Regions from separate parts of the Homo sapiens genome. Here region 2 is linked to region 1. A link is an interaction called in ENCODE POLR2A ChIA-PET data of the cell type or tissue named here. Cell type or tissue: MCF 10A. All regions are shown on one strand. Links, peaks and the distances in the headings refer to the core of each region. The heading gives the core; the rest is flanking DNA.

What was found. Peaks named below come from ENCODE experiments on the same cell type or tissue, not always from the same donor. Only the 100,000 strongest peaks of a DNase experiment are listed, where the experiment ranks them.
Region 2: POLR2A ChIA-PET joins it to region 1 with 6 read pairs; 2 of 35 experiments call an interaction of 5 or more read pairs at or near these places.

What each region holds. Positions count from the first base shown.
Region 1 is chr9:18,456,631-18,464,017 of GRCh38, reverse strand. It overlaps a transcript of ADAMTSL1 not described here. Among named protein-coding and RNA genes, the nearest start is that of ADAMTSL1, 14 kb to the left of the region's middle. In MCF 10A, for the core only: no CTCF peak of the experiment used is centred there; a DNase peak (open chromatin) is centred at 3,897.
Region 2 is chr9:18,271,303-18,278,689 of GRCh38, reverse strand. It overlaps a transcript of ADAMTSL1 not described here. Among named protein-coding and RNA genes, the nearest start is that of ADAMTSL1, 200 kb to the left of the region's middle. In MCF 10A, for the core only: no CTCF peak of the experiment used is centred there; a DNase peak (open chromatin) is centred at 3,819.

The DNA of each region.
Region 1 (7,387 bases), core at 1,626-5,625:
CATTCCCCACCTCTGGCATAGCTGCATGGCACATAATAGGAGTCTAATGAACATTTGCTGAATGTATGAATTTTAAAAGCACAAGTTTGATTCCTCCAAAAATTAAACATAGAATTGCCATATGATGCAGCAATTCCACTGCTGGGTATATACACAAAAGAAATGAAAGTAGAGATTCAAACAGATATTTGTACGCCCATGTTCATAGCAGTGTTATATATTAATACAATAGCAAAAAATAAAAGCAACCCAAGTCTTTATTGACAAATGAACAGATCAACAAAATGTTCCATATATACATACAATGGGATATTACTCAACCTTAAAGAGGAAGAAAATTCTGACACATGTTACAACATGGATGAGCCTTGAAGACATGTAGGATTCTACTTATTTGAGGTACCTAGAGTAGTAAGATTCATAGAGACAGGGAGTAGAATGGTGATTGCTAGGAGCCTGAGGGAAGGGGGAATGGGGAATTAACGTTTAACGGGGTATGGGGTTTTAGCAGGGGAAGATTTTAAAAGTCCTGAAGATAGATGGAGATGATGGCTGCACAATAATGTGAATATACTTAATGCCACAGTACTATACACCTAAAATGGTTAAATTAGTAAAATTCACATCACATATATTTACCACAAAAAAATTTTTAAAGAAGAGAAAAAAGACGATAAAAGAAAAATTACAAAATTTACTTATGTAAAAGCAATCTCAATGAAATTCCCCTGTATGAACTCTTAAATCTTGTGCCAAGTAACTGCAGAAACTCAATGTGATAATAAGTATGATTAACCATGTCTAATTACTAAATTTTTCATAAGTTTCAAAAAAGACACAAGCTTTACCAATGCTACTTCAACAATGCCATCCTCACTCAAAGGAAAAGCCAATATTAAAGAAATATTTCTCTGGAGTAAATTTTCAAATATGTCGATTGGATTTGGTTATTTTAGCTTAGATGGGTATGAGTCTGTGCTCCTGGAGCCTTTGCACTTACTCTTCCTGATGCCTGGAATGCTCCCTTTTTCATTCTTTAATTTTTTTATTTTATTTTTTATTTTTATTTTTATTTTTTTGAGATGGATTCTCACTCTGTCGCCCAGGCTGGAGTGCAGTGGTGCTCCCTCGGCTCACTGCAACCTCCACCTCCTGGGTTCAAGTGATTCTCCTGCCTCAGCCTCCCGAGTAGCTAGAATTACAGGTGCGTGCCACCATGCCCAACTAATTTTTTCATTTTTAGTAGAGATGAGATTTCACCATGTTACCCAGGCTGGTCTCAAACTCCTGACCTCAGGTAATCCACCCACCTTGGCTTCTCAAAGTGCTAGGATTCTAGGTGTGAGCCACCATGCCCGGCCCCTTTTTCCTTCTTCTACTGATTAAATCCTTTTGATTGCTCATATATCATCTTAAAATTTCCTTCCACAGATAGGTCTTTCTAGGTCTGTCACCCTGAATTGGACTTTTCTGTCATTGGTTTTCTTGCACAGAACTTATCAAAGGTCATAGTTATATAAAAAATTTTATTTGTATTTATATTTGTTTGTGTTATATATTTAATGTCTCTCTCCCTCATTAGAATGTAAGCTCCATAAGGACAGGAACCATTTCCATTTTGTTAACCACTGTACCCCAGTATGTAGCATAGGGCTCAGCACATAATAAGTGCTCAATAAATATTTGTTGAATGATCAAGTATTCGTTGAAGGAATAAATTCATTTCTATACAGGAGTTTTCAAGGACATTGATTACATTCAGTTTTTTAAAGTCAGTAATAAATAATGGACATTTCACTATTTTAACACTTTACACAACACATGCACATATATATAAAATGTAGACCTATATTCTGTATACCTTAAGCACACGTTGAGACTTTATATAAATATATACATCTGTATTTGTAAACATATTCACATTTGACCCTTGAACAATAAAGGCTTGAACTGTACAGATCCACTTATACACAGATTTTTTTTCAACCAAAAGCTGATGGAAAATACAGTATTCATGGGATGTAAAACTCACATATAGAAAGTTTTCATATGTGAGTTTTAGATTTGAGAGTGCTGGATTTGAGAATGCACGGAGTTTAGTATATGCGGCAAGGGGAAGATGTCAGGGAATGGGGGAGTGGAGGGGGCGTGTCCTGGAACCAATCTCCCCCATGTATGTCAAAGGATAACTATTTATCTTCTAACTGTTAGTCAACGGATCAATGAAGCAAAATGATATTTCTTTGTGTCGACTTCCTTTCCTGCCTGCTTCCTCAGAGACTACTATTGTGGTTCAGTACCTTGTTTTATTTCTCCCTTCTCTCACTCCTGAGGTCTGCGCTGGACAGGTTAGGGCAAGATACTGCCTTGTAACTGAATGTAATTTTTTTTTCTTTAAACTTTATTCTAGAATACCAGTGGAATAATACAAGAGGTTAGGTAGATTAAATAAAAAGGTAAGAAAAATTAATCTATGTCTACCCTGTCTGTGAACAAAAATGACATATTGAACATGTCTATCAACCATAATATAAGAACCATAATAATGTATGTGAGGTAATGCATATGTTAATTAGCTAAACTTAGCCATTCAATAATGTATATATATTTCAAACATGTGTAAACCATAAATACATACAATTTTTGTCGATTAAATGTTAAAAAAATTACATGAAAAATAATCATAATGATAAATTGACTTGATTTCCTCACAAAATTAAAGAGAAAAAGATGATGCACATGAAATATTCCTATCAACAATAACATATTTTGATTAAAATATATGTTAAAATATACGCAATATTTGGTACTGATATTTACTAAAATCTGTAAAAACTAATACTTACTAAAATGTTTCTTAACAATGAAGTAATATTTATTTTGCTTATTCTTGATGCACCTTTCTTGGATTTGCAATATACCCTTTAAAAATGAGGTGTGGAAAAATAATCAGGATTTTCTTTAAAAGTTACATTTGTTAAAAATTAGATTGGACACATGTATTTAATTTTCCTTGCAAAATGACAGTGTTCTGATATCTTTAAATGGCCAATGTTATCACTCACATGCCAATAAAATGTTTTTATAAAGAGTCTGCAAGAGCAATTTGAGGTACCATTTGATTTAGGTTTCTTATTATTATTCTCCTTTCTTGAGGGGTGATTTTCACTGAAATGTGAGTTTGTTCATTATACAGAGAGGATGTCATTCATTGTATGTGTTGCAGAAGAAATGTCCACTCTATGGATGTCAAAAGTGTTGTCTTGGAGGCTTCTCATGGGTAACTCAATGCAGTATTTTCATTGGTCTGTTCAGGGAAGAATTTACTTTTGCAAAGTATGAAAGCAATGAAAAGAAGCTGAGCGTAGCGATAGTACCCTGGTGTAAACCTGCATGTACACCTAGTAAAATTTGGAAAATGAATTCACTCTGCTTCAGATTTCATTTCCCCCCTATTAAATCAGAGTACAACACAGGCATCACAAAATCTGCCATAAATAATTTTTCACAACCGTCTGCTTCACTTTTGAGTGCCCTGGACTCTCTCCAGCCATAAAACCTGGATCTACTTTTACCACTAAAGAGGATAGTCCCCCTTGGTTAGGGCTGAAGAAGTTGAAATTGAAAAGGACCTGGCTGTTCAGGCAGATACTCTGCATGCTGTATCTTCTGCAGCAAACAGACAGGGATTTCGCCGTGGAGTTGGGCAAGTCCTCGAAAATCTTGACAAGATTTATAAATAAGATACGGTGTTTATTTACTATTTTGAAAAACTTTCCATTGTGCTCTCTTTGGTAATGTAATATGATATATATTTTTGCCAAGAATAGGGTGTGGTTGCTCAGCGGCTTAGCTGATCATGAAATGTCATGCTTAAGACTTGAGTCAGAGCATCAAAACAATGCACTTCTGCAATGAGAGTGCCAACAGTTTTCCCACTTTTTCTACTAGAGTCAACTCTATTCAAGTTGAGAGCATTAGTAGGTTTTCCTGTTACTATGTCTATTCATGACTCAGATAATATTCTCGGCAAATCTTGATTTTATTCTTGCTTGCTTCTTCATTCTGAGGATATCATCCACCCCTGCAGCCTACCTTCCTCCCACTTTCCTTTTATCCTTCTCTTCTCTCCCTGTTTCTTTGTCAATTTTTGATTAGTAATGTCATTATTCTTGTGTGGTTTAAAACCAAATGGGAAGAACCATATTTACGAATTGCTTTCCAAAACACTCAGCAATGTGGGTTAATAAGCTCTCAATTTTTACAGTTACCTAATACATCTAACTCCTCAAACTTTAGTCTCCTTAGTTCTGCTGGAGATTTGAGAATCAATTTTTGTAAAATTTGATACTGCTCAATGTTCAATACTTTCCCAAAGGGTCTGATTAACTAAGCCAGATGGGGTTAGTAAACTGACTGGATTAACGAAGTCATGATGGGGCTCTTTTGCAGGCAAGTTCCCTGGGTGCAGAGATTTGGTGACTCCTGTTCACTTCTGTAACTCCAGTGTCTAGAACAAAGCTTGACTATTCTAAGATAGTCAATAAATATTTATTGAATAAATAAAATAACTAGTGAGGTAAGGCCTCAAGTGCAACAGAGGACTTGAAATCAAAAGGTCTAGGTCCATGCTAGTAAACTAGGATCGAGAGTGGTACATCAACTATGTCCAATAAAACACCAATAAAGTCTGACCAATGAAATACAAAAGATACACTGTTTATGAGGTATTATTTCCTGGATGATATAATTTGTAATATAAAAAACAAACATTCTATATTTCACTATAACATAAGCTGCTTGAGAACAGATACTAAGTTCTCAAATAATATTTATTTAATGAATGTCTAAATAATGGAAAATCCATGTGCATAGGACTATTGTCTCAAGCACAAATGTGGATTTTGAGTATAGGGCTTCTCCAACTCAGTTATTATGGCAACCTTAAAAGGCAAAGATAAGATCCCACCTTTTCCCCCTTTTAAACTATAATTCTAGAAAATTTTAGGCCTGTGTTATTTCTTTAAACACAAAGGTTCTGTTTAATATATGTCAGCTTATGGCAGCAAATACTGTTTTTTAAAATACTGTTGATAAGGGAACAGGACTTTTGCTCTGAACTCCTCAGAACATGCAAGGAAATATTTTTGTCATAAAATCAAAGGGCTGGGCTAGATTTGTTAAAGTCCCTTCAAGCTCTAGAATTTCATGACTCTGGCGTTTTCTTTTTTAAAAAACAAATTACCCATAATTACCCATGGGGAAGCAGTGCCTTTTAAAGTCACTCAGGATTTTGTCATTGGAGAGAAAATCCTCACTGACTGAGCACTGCCTGGATCGAATCTTTTTCCCGGTATATAAAGCCACAATAGAAAGCCTTTTTCCTCTAAGAATGCTCTGAAAATCTAGTGAAATAAGCTAATGAGAACCTATCATGGGACATAATTGACTCTGCGAATTTGACACTCGACATGAAGGAAGACACCTAAGTCTATGGAAGGTTAGGGCAAACTGGGTAAACTGTTCAGATCTCACATTAGCTGTTTTGTGGAATGGTTAAATCATTATTTTTCAACTGTGGGCAGTGATCCACTCACTAATAGGTCATGAAGTCAATTTCATCTGTAACAACCAGTATAAAAAATAGTTCAGAGTAGAACAGAAAATATTGAGTGTATCTCACATAGTAAGGATATGTATTGTTTGGTGAAACTTTTATTTCAGGTGTGTGTGTATGTGTTTCAGTGTAGGTATATACACACTAGGTCATCATGTAAAATTTATTTCTTCCAGTGGGACACACTAAAAAATGTTTGAAAACTCTTGGTTTAAATGAAAACAGCCTTTCAAGGTCCCTTCAAACTCTATAATTACTTCTATGAAATCCTGAACATCCTATGGGCATCCCATGCAATTGCAAAAAAAGGAGTAGGGTATGAATGGAAAGATTTCTTTCTTCAAAGGAAAGAAGCACCAAACAGATCCATTGATTCTGAATGCCAGAAGCCAAGATCACTGACCTCAATCTCTTCCATCTAATGGATTTGATCATACACACAGGTATAACCCCTATTCAGTGCTTGATGGAGGGTGGATGTCAGCTATGCCTAACAGTGACTGTGCATGAGCTAGACAGAATACAGGCCAGACAAGAGATTTTTGAATAACTTTGTATTGAAGTATAATATGCATATAGAAAACTGCAATTAGGAATTCTTTTTGCATCCTTAGGGGAAAGGAAAAGCATTATCACTTTCTCTAACTCCTCTTTCCTCCTCAGCATACCGCATTTCTGTCTAAGGCATGACTCAGAACCCATACTACTTTCCTGAAGACAGGAAGGGAAGTTCTGGAAGTGGAAACACCTCATATAGAAATTCTTCTGGTCGGGTGCAGAGGCTTATGCCTATAATCCCAGCACTTAAGGAGGCTGAGGCAGGAGGATCATTTGAAGCCAGGAGTTCAACACCACCCTGGGTGACAAAGTGAGCTACTGTCTCTACAAAAACTAAGAAAAAAAAGGCATGGTGGCGCATGCATTGTAGTCCTAGCCAGCCACTCAGAAGGCTGAGGTGGGAGGATCCCTGGAGCCTAGGAGCTTGAGGCTGCAGTGAGCCATGATCACACCACTGCATTCCAGTCTGGGAGACAGTGAGACCCTGTTTCTAAAAACAAAAAAAGAAAGAAATTATTCCCTCCTTAATATATGTCTATAAAACATTTTTTCCGTGATTTTATTTTAACTGATGTGTCACTATTCCTCATTTATTCCCCTTTTGTAAACCATTTATCAAAATAGTTTTTTGCTTTTTTTAAAGTAATATCTCAACATTAGCTCAGTAACTGGGAAGGCTTCAGCACTCCAGTATAATATAAATAAAATGCATAGAAAAGTAGTTTTTCACTGTGTGTGGAGTTTAAAGATTTTGAAATGTGGGGTGACAAAATGATAAACAGATGATGAAACAGTTTCTTTCAAAACAAAAAATTGCATACTTTTACTGAGGGCCTCACTTATGTCCGGGACTGTTCTAGATGCTAAATGAATGAATGAGATAGCCACGTAAGATCTCTGATTCTGTGGTGCTTCCATTCCAGCCAGAGGAGAAAGGTATGGAAAAAATTAAATAAATGAACAGGGTAATTTCAGATAGCAGTGAGTGCTATGACCAAAAGCAAACAGGAGTAGCTTCATGGTGGGGTTGAAGTGCAAATCAGATTGAGGTGGCTGTTCAGGGATGACCTTTGAACCAAGATCACAGTGAACAGGAAGGTGGTAAGCCAGGGTTTCTAGGGAAATTAAAGCAAGTTGGCGTGAGCACTAATATTTAATTAGTCCTTATTTAAAAATCTCCTAAATTGAAAAGAAAACAAAATAGAAATGTGG
Region 2 (7,387 bases), core at 1,544-5,543, 190 kb after region 1:
AACATCCAGATCTATGAAGCCCAAAAGAACTCAAATAGATTAATTATAAAAAGATCTTCCCTGAAACAGAGTATAATTAAATACCCAAAAGACAAAGACAACGAGAGAATTTGGAAAGTAGCAAGAGCAAAGCAACTAGTCACATGTAAGGGACTCTCCATAAGACTATCAGTGGATTTTTCAGCTGAAACATTGGTGCCCAGGAGAGAGTAGGGTGATGTAGTCAAAGTGCTGAAAGAAAAAAAATAACTGCCAACCAACAATACTGTACCAGGCAAGGCTATTCTTTAGAAACAAAAGAGAGATGAAGACTTTCCTAGACAAACAAAAGCTGTGGAAGTTCATTACCTCTAGACCTGCTGTACCAGAAATGCTAAAGGGAATTATTCAAGTTAAAACGAAACAATGCTACTTAACAATATGAAACACATGAAAGTATAAAAACCACTATAAACATCAAAAGTCAAATTCAGAATACTTTAATACCATAATGGTAGTGCATAAATACCTTTTGATTCTTATAAAAGTTTAATGATAAAGTATTAAAAATAACTATAAAATAGTTTCCTAATGAATACACAATATATAAAAGATGAAAATTGCAGCACTAATAACATAAAATGTAGGGGAAGAATAATTAAAGTGGAGAGTTTTTATATGAAGTTGAAGTAATTATCAGTTCAACATAGACTATTGTAAGATATTTTATGTAAGCTTCACGATAATGACACAGATAGTAAATACAAAAAAGATAAAGAAATTAAACCATTCCACTACAAAAAAAATCATCAAAATCACAAAGGAAGACAACAAGAGAGGAATAATAGAATAAATTACTTGTTCCTTCAGAAATAAGTAGCAGTCAGAAAACAATTACCACACTGGCAGTAGTAAGTCTTTACCTATCAGCAATTATTTAAATTGTAAATAGATTAAATTCTCCAGTGAAAAGACATAGGATGACTGAAAGGACTGAAAAAAGTTCTAACTGTATTTTGCCTACAAGAGACTCACTTTAGCTTTACAGTCACACATAGCTGAAAGAGTAGGGATAGAAAGAAACAGCCCATGTAACTGGTAACAAAAAGAGAGCAGAGGTGGCTAAACTTACATGAGACAAAATAGGCTTTAAGTTAAAAACTATCACAAACAACATAGAAGGTCATTATATAATGATAAAGAAGTCAACTCATCAAGACAATATAAAAACCATAAATATATGTTCCCAGTAGAGGAGTATTTAATATATATGTTCCCAGTACAGGAGCATTTAAATATATAAACCAAATATTATTAACAGAACTGAAGGGAGAAATAGACAGCAATACAATATTAATAGGGGACTTTAACATGGCATGTTAAATAATGGATAGATCATCCAGACAGAAAATCAACAAGGAAACTGTGGACTTGAACAACACTTTAGACCAAAGGGACTTAACACACATATGCAGAATATTGCATCCAACAGCAGCAGAATACATATTATTTTCAAGTGAACAAAGAACATTATGCAGGATAGATCATATGTGAAGTCACAAAACAAGTCTCAAATGTAAGAAGATGAAAATCATATCAAGTATCTTTTCTAGCCACTATAGTATGAAACTAGAAACAAATAACAAGAGAAATCTTGGAAAATTCACAAATACATTGAAATCAAACATGTTCTTGAATAGCCAATCGGTCAAAGAAGAAATTAAAAGGGAAATTTAAAAATCTTGAGACCAACAAAACTGGATGCAGCATACACATTGATATGGTTTGGATGTTTTATCCCTTCCAAATCTCATGTTGAAATGTGACCTCCAGTGTTGGAGGTGGGCCTAGTGAGAGGAGTTTGGGTCCTGGGGGTGGGTCTTCCATGAATAGCTTGGTGCTATTCTCACCATAATGAGTGAGTTCTCACTTTATTAGTTCATGCCAGATCTGGCTGTTTAAAATAACTTGGCACCTCTTACCTCCTCTCTTGCTCCTGTTCTCATCATGTGATATACACCACCTCCTCCCCCTTTGCCTTCTGCCCTGATTGTAAGCTTCCTGAAGACCTCACCAGAAGCAGGTGCTGGCAGCACGCTTCTTGTACAGCCTGCAGAACTGTGAGCCAAAATAAACCTCTCATCTTGCTAAATTAGCAAGCCTCAGGTATTCCCTTATAGAGATGCAAAATGGAATAACACACATGTTAATTTGAAATATATGAGAGACCCAAACCTAACAGCTGAAACTATAAAACTTTGAGAAGAAAATGGGAAAATCTTAGAGAACTTGAGTTAGGCAAAGTTTTCATAGGACACATAGTAAATAAACCATAAATGAAAATATATACATTGCACTTCATAAAACTTAAAAGTTTTGCTGATCAAAAATACCATTAATAATATGGAATGGGAAGCAACACGTTAGTATAAAACATTTGCTAAACATATATCTGACAAAGAACTCTTTTCTAAAATATTTAATGAAGCCGTTCAACTTAATAATAAAAAGACAAACACCCAATAAAAAAGGGGCAGGGGTGATAGGTCTGAAAAAACAACTCATTAAAAAAAATATACAAATGGCAAATAAGCACAGTTGGGTATCAGTACACAACCACTGGGATAACTAAAGACTTTTGGTGGCTAAACCTGTATCAGATAAAATAGACTTTAAGTAAGAAACTTTCAGAAGAGACACTTGTAGGGAAACCAGAACCCTCATATATTGCTGGTGGAAATGCAAGATGGCACATCCACTTTTGAAAAGAGTTTGGCAGTTCCATATAAATTTGAACATGCATTTATCATAGGAGCCTACAATCCTACCCTGAGGTAGGATTTACCCAAGAGAAGTAGAAACACGCCTACATAAAGACCTGCACACAAGTATGTAATAACAGTTTTATTAATAATAGTCTCAAACTGGAAATAGCCCCAAATGTCTATGACTCACTAAAGGATTAACAAATTCTGGTACATCTAAACAATGAAATACTACTCAGCAATACGAAGGAATAGACTACTGATACATTAAAGATGACAGATGGCCCTCAAAAACATGCTATGTGAAACAATTTAGACGTAATACATTATATATTATCTGATTTCATTTACAGAAAATTCTAGAAAAGGCAGATCTGTAGTGGCAAAAAAAACCAGATCAGTAGTTGCCTAGGGCTAAGGTGAGATTAGGGATGGGCAATGACTGGTAAGTAGAATAAGAGAACTTTTTGTGCTGATGAAATTGTTCTGAAACTTGACTGTGGTTGGTGATAGTTGGATGACTATTCATATTTACCAAAACTCATAGAACTGTACACTTAAAATGGGCTAATTTTATTGTATATATAAAATACATCAATAAAGCTGTAAAATAAATGGGTATGAAACTATGCAGAAGTGCTGTGAAGAACAGTTTTTATTAATAGCTATAAAGTAATGCGCACAATAATGGGAGTAAGTGAATAAGCTCTCTCTCACCCTCATTTTGTTCCTTTTAACTTCATTATTAGAGGTAATGACTAAGAGGTCTTTTGAAATTAGTTTTTACTCTTTCTTTAAATACTCCCAATTGAATTGTATGGCTCTTTCACATAAAATGCCAAATACAAATTTTGCCCAGATGGACAAAAGATGTATTGTCTTCAAATCATTGGGTTGGCTCTCTTACTTTAGATATCCAAGCTTAAAAGCAACCAGATGAGGTTTCATGGAATTTTGTAAAAAGGAAAGAAAAAAGAAGACAATGATGAAGAAGAAATAATGAAAACAACTTTTGCTCATGGGAGGAAATTTTCTGTGCCAACTTTCAGTTCAGAATGATCTTTTATTGGCCAAATTCCAAATTCCTCAAAGTACAGGCTTACAATGGAAGTGCTGACACAATCTCAAATGCAGTGCTGCAAACAGGATGATATAATGAATGCTGTGTACATTTACTTACTATCTTTTATAATAGTCTCTTTTGCAACGATTTGCCTCATTTTAGTTTTTTTATTTTAGTCTTAATGCTAGAAAAAGTGGTTGAAAATCATGCCTTTTCCAAACTCTGTTTTTGTGCACTTATTATATAATAAAAATTAACCTTGGTGCTGAAATTTTTCAGACTTGTTTCTCTCTAAATGAGCATAATGAATATTTTTTTTTGCATTAAGTACAAATTTTCTTTTTATTTTGCCTATTTCTGTTGTATTATGAAATACCTCAGACATTGCAGATTTCTTTTCAAACTACTAACTCTTTTCATGAGGATATAATCAATTTCTATAACTGAAAATAATCTAGATGAAAAACTTGCTTATTTGGGGGAAAGAAATATTAGCTCAGTTTGCACATGTGTGATTTTGTACTCCATATTTCATGTTTTTTAAGATTTGGACAACTCAACAACGCTACATTATTACCATATGTTAATCAAAGCTTAATATGCAAGAAGAAAGAGCACTAGATATTACCTACATTTTTACGAATGCATCAAATAAACCATGCGTAGCGATAGGGATAAAGATTCGAGCTTTCTTCCCATGACACACCTGGAATAATCAGACTAAACTGCATGAATGAGAACTCACACTTCTTGCTTTTGCAATACAAGTGAGAGATATCTAAATTCCTTCATTCAAAATTTCTCTTCCATAGCTTCATTCTAGACTCACCCTCCAAATTATCTAAACCTAAAGTTTAAATAGGTCATTTAAATTATGATTTGTATGTATGCACACAGGACAGCAGCAGGATTTACGCATTTTAGGGAAACGTACCTGAGAATTTCCAGAATTTAATGCATAAAAAAATCTCTAAGGATCTTTCTGCACAGTTGACAATGATTAAGATCTGGTATGATAAATGTAGATATTTGATACTCAACAGTGGAAGACTGATCACTCAGAATTAGGTAATAAGATATGGAGCCTTCACATTACATTTTGTCCATTGAAATCTAGGTTACAACCAAGGAACTGGATGAAGTTGACCACATGGTTGGCATTGTGAGTGAAATGAATCTGAATTTGGCTTTTAGGCGGGATCAACACATAAAATTGCCATCCTAATGGTACCACACTTGACACTCTCAGTGGTAGAATAAGAATGATGCCGAGGACTAAATTTGTTGAGAATATATTTTCAAATTTGGAAGATAAATGTAACCAGGGGGCCTGCAGAACCAAAATTACTAGAAATGCCTGCACTGCCCCTTACCAATTTTCCTCTTTTCTGCTTACAAATAAAAGTCTTAATTTTTGTGAGAACATAAAAGGCTCAGAGACAGCTATATCCAATAACACAACTAAAAGTGTTCTACTATGGATGTCAATATGACTGTGAGGTGGCCGGGCGTGATGACTCACTCTTGCAATCCCAGCACTTTGAGAGGCCAACGCGGGCGGATCACTTGAGGTTGGGAGTTTGAGACTAAACTGGCCAACATGGTGAAACTCCGTCTCTACTGAAAATACAAAAAATATACCAGGCATGGTGGTGCCTGCCTGTAGTCCCTGCTACTTGGGAGGCTGAGGCACGAGAATCACTTGAACCTGGGAGGGAGAGGTTGCAGTGAGCCAAGATCACACCACCACATTCCAGCCTGGGTAACAGAGTGAGACTCCACAAGGTATAAAATAACCTGGACCTTTTGGTCCCTGCAACCATCCTTCTGCACACAAAAGAATGAGTGTCTATTTTCAGTATTTTAATGCCAATTACTTAAAACATTTTATTATTCTCCCCCACTGTTACTTTATAATTCAAAGAAATAATGCACTTACCCATTAAAAATAATATACTAATATGAGTTCTCTCATTAGGCAGTACATAAGGCAAAACAAAGGTTGGTGCAGATTTTAACTGCTATGAGCTCAAAGAAAGAAATGATCTCTTTAGTACTAAGGAAAGGCTTCACGGAGGAGATGGAAATTGAGTGGAAAAAATGGTTAAGAGAGGGCCAGGTCTGCTGAAGAGAGATGAGCCTCTAGGGTGAACACAATGTCTAGGAAAACCATTTTTCTGTGAAGTGGTAGGTAGGAATAGGTCAGTATCCAGGAAACATGTGTGCCTTCTCTTAGAAATCCTACAACTGAAATATGACTCAAAACCTGCCTTCACTGTTTAAATCCAAAAATTTCAACAAAAACAGAGAATAGGAAAAAGATCTGATTTCATTGCCCATGCCTATGTCCTGAATGGTATTGCCTAGGTTTTCTTCTAGGGTTTTTATGGTTTTAGGTCTAACATTTAAGTCTTTAATCCATCTTGAATTAATTTTTGTATAAGGTGTAAGGAAGGAATCCAGTTTCAGCTTTCTACGTATAGCTAGCCAGGTTTCCCAGCACCATTTGTTGAATAGGGAATCCTTTCCCCATTTCTTGTTTTTGTCAGGTTTGTCAAAGTTCAGATAGTTGTAGATGTGTAGTATTATTTCTGAGGGCTCTGTTCTGTTCCATTGGTTTATATCTCTGTTTTGGTACCAGTACCATGCTGTTTTGGTTACTGTAGCCTTGTAGTATAGCTTGAAGTCAGGTAGTGTGATGCCTCCAGCTTTGAGCTTCTGCACAGCAAAAGAAACTACCATCAGAGTGAACAGGCAACCTACAGAATGGGAGAAAAGTTTTGCAATCTACTCATCTGACAAAGGGCTAATATCCAGAATCTACAAAGAACTCAAACAAATTTACAAGAAAAAAACAAACAACCCCATCAAAAAGTGGGCGAAGGATATGAACAGACGCTTCTCAAAAGAAGACATTTATGCAGCCAACAGACACATGAAAAAATGCTCATCATCACTGGCCATCAGAGAAATGCAAATCAAAACCACAATGAGATACCATCTCACACCAGTTAGAATGGCGATCATTAAAGAGTCAGGAAACAACAGGTGCTGGAGAGGATGTGGAGAAATAGGAACACTTTTACACTGTTGGTGGGAGTGTAAACTGGTTCAACCATTGTGGAAGACAGTGTGGTGATCCCTCAGGGAACTGGAACTAGAAATACCATTTGACCCAGCCATCCCATTACTGGGTATATACCCAAAGGATTATAAATCATGCTGCTATAAACACACATGCACATGTATGTTTATTGCGGCACTATTCACAATACCAAAGACTTGGAACCAACTCAAATGTCCAACAATGTTAGACTGGATTAAGAAAATGTGGCACATATACACCATGGAATACTATGCAGCCATAAAAAATGATGAGTTCATGTCCTTTGTAGGGACATGGATGAAGCTGGAAACCATCATTCTCAGTAAACTATCACAAGGACAAAAAACCAAACACTGCATGTTCTCACTCATAGGTGGGAATTGAACAATGAGAACACTTGGACACAGGAAGGGAACATCACACACCGGGTTGTGGGGTGGGGGGAGTGGGGAGGGATAGCATTAGGAGATATAC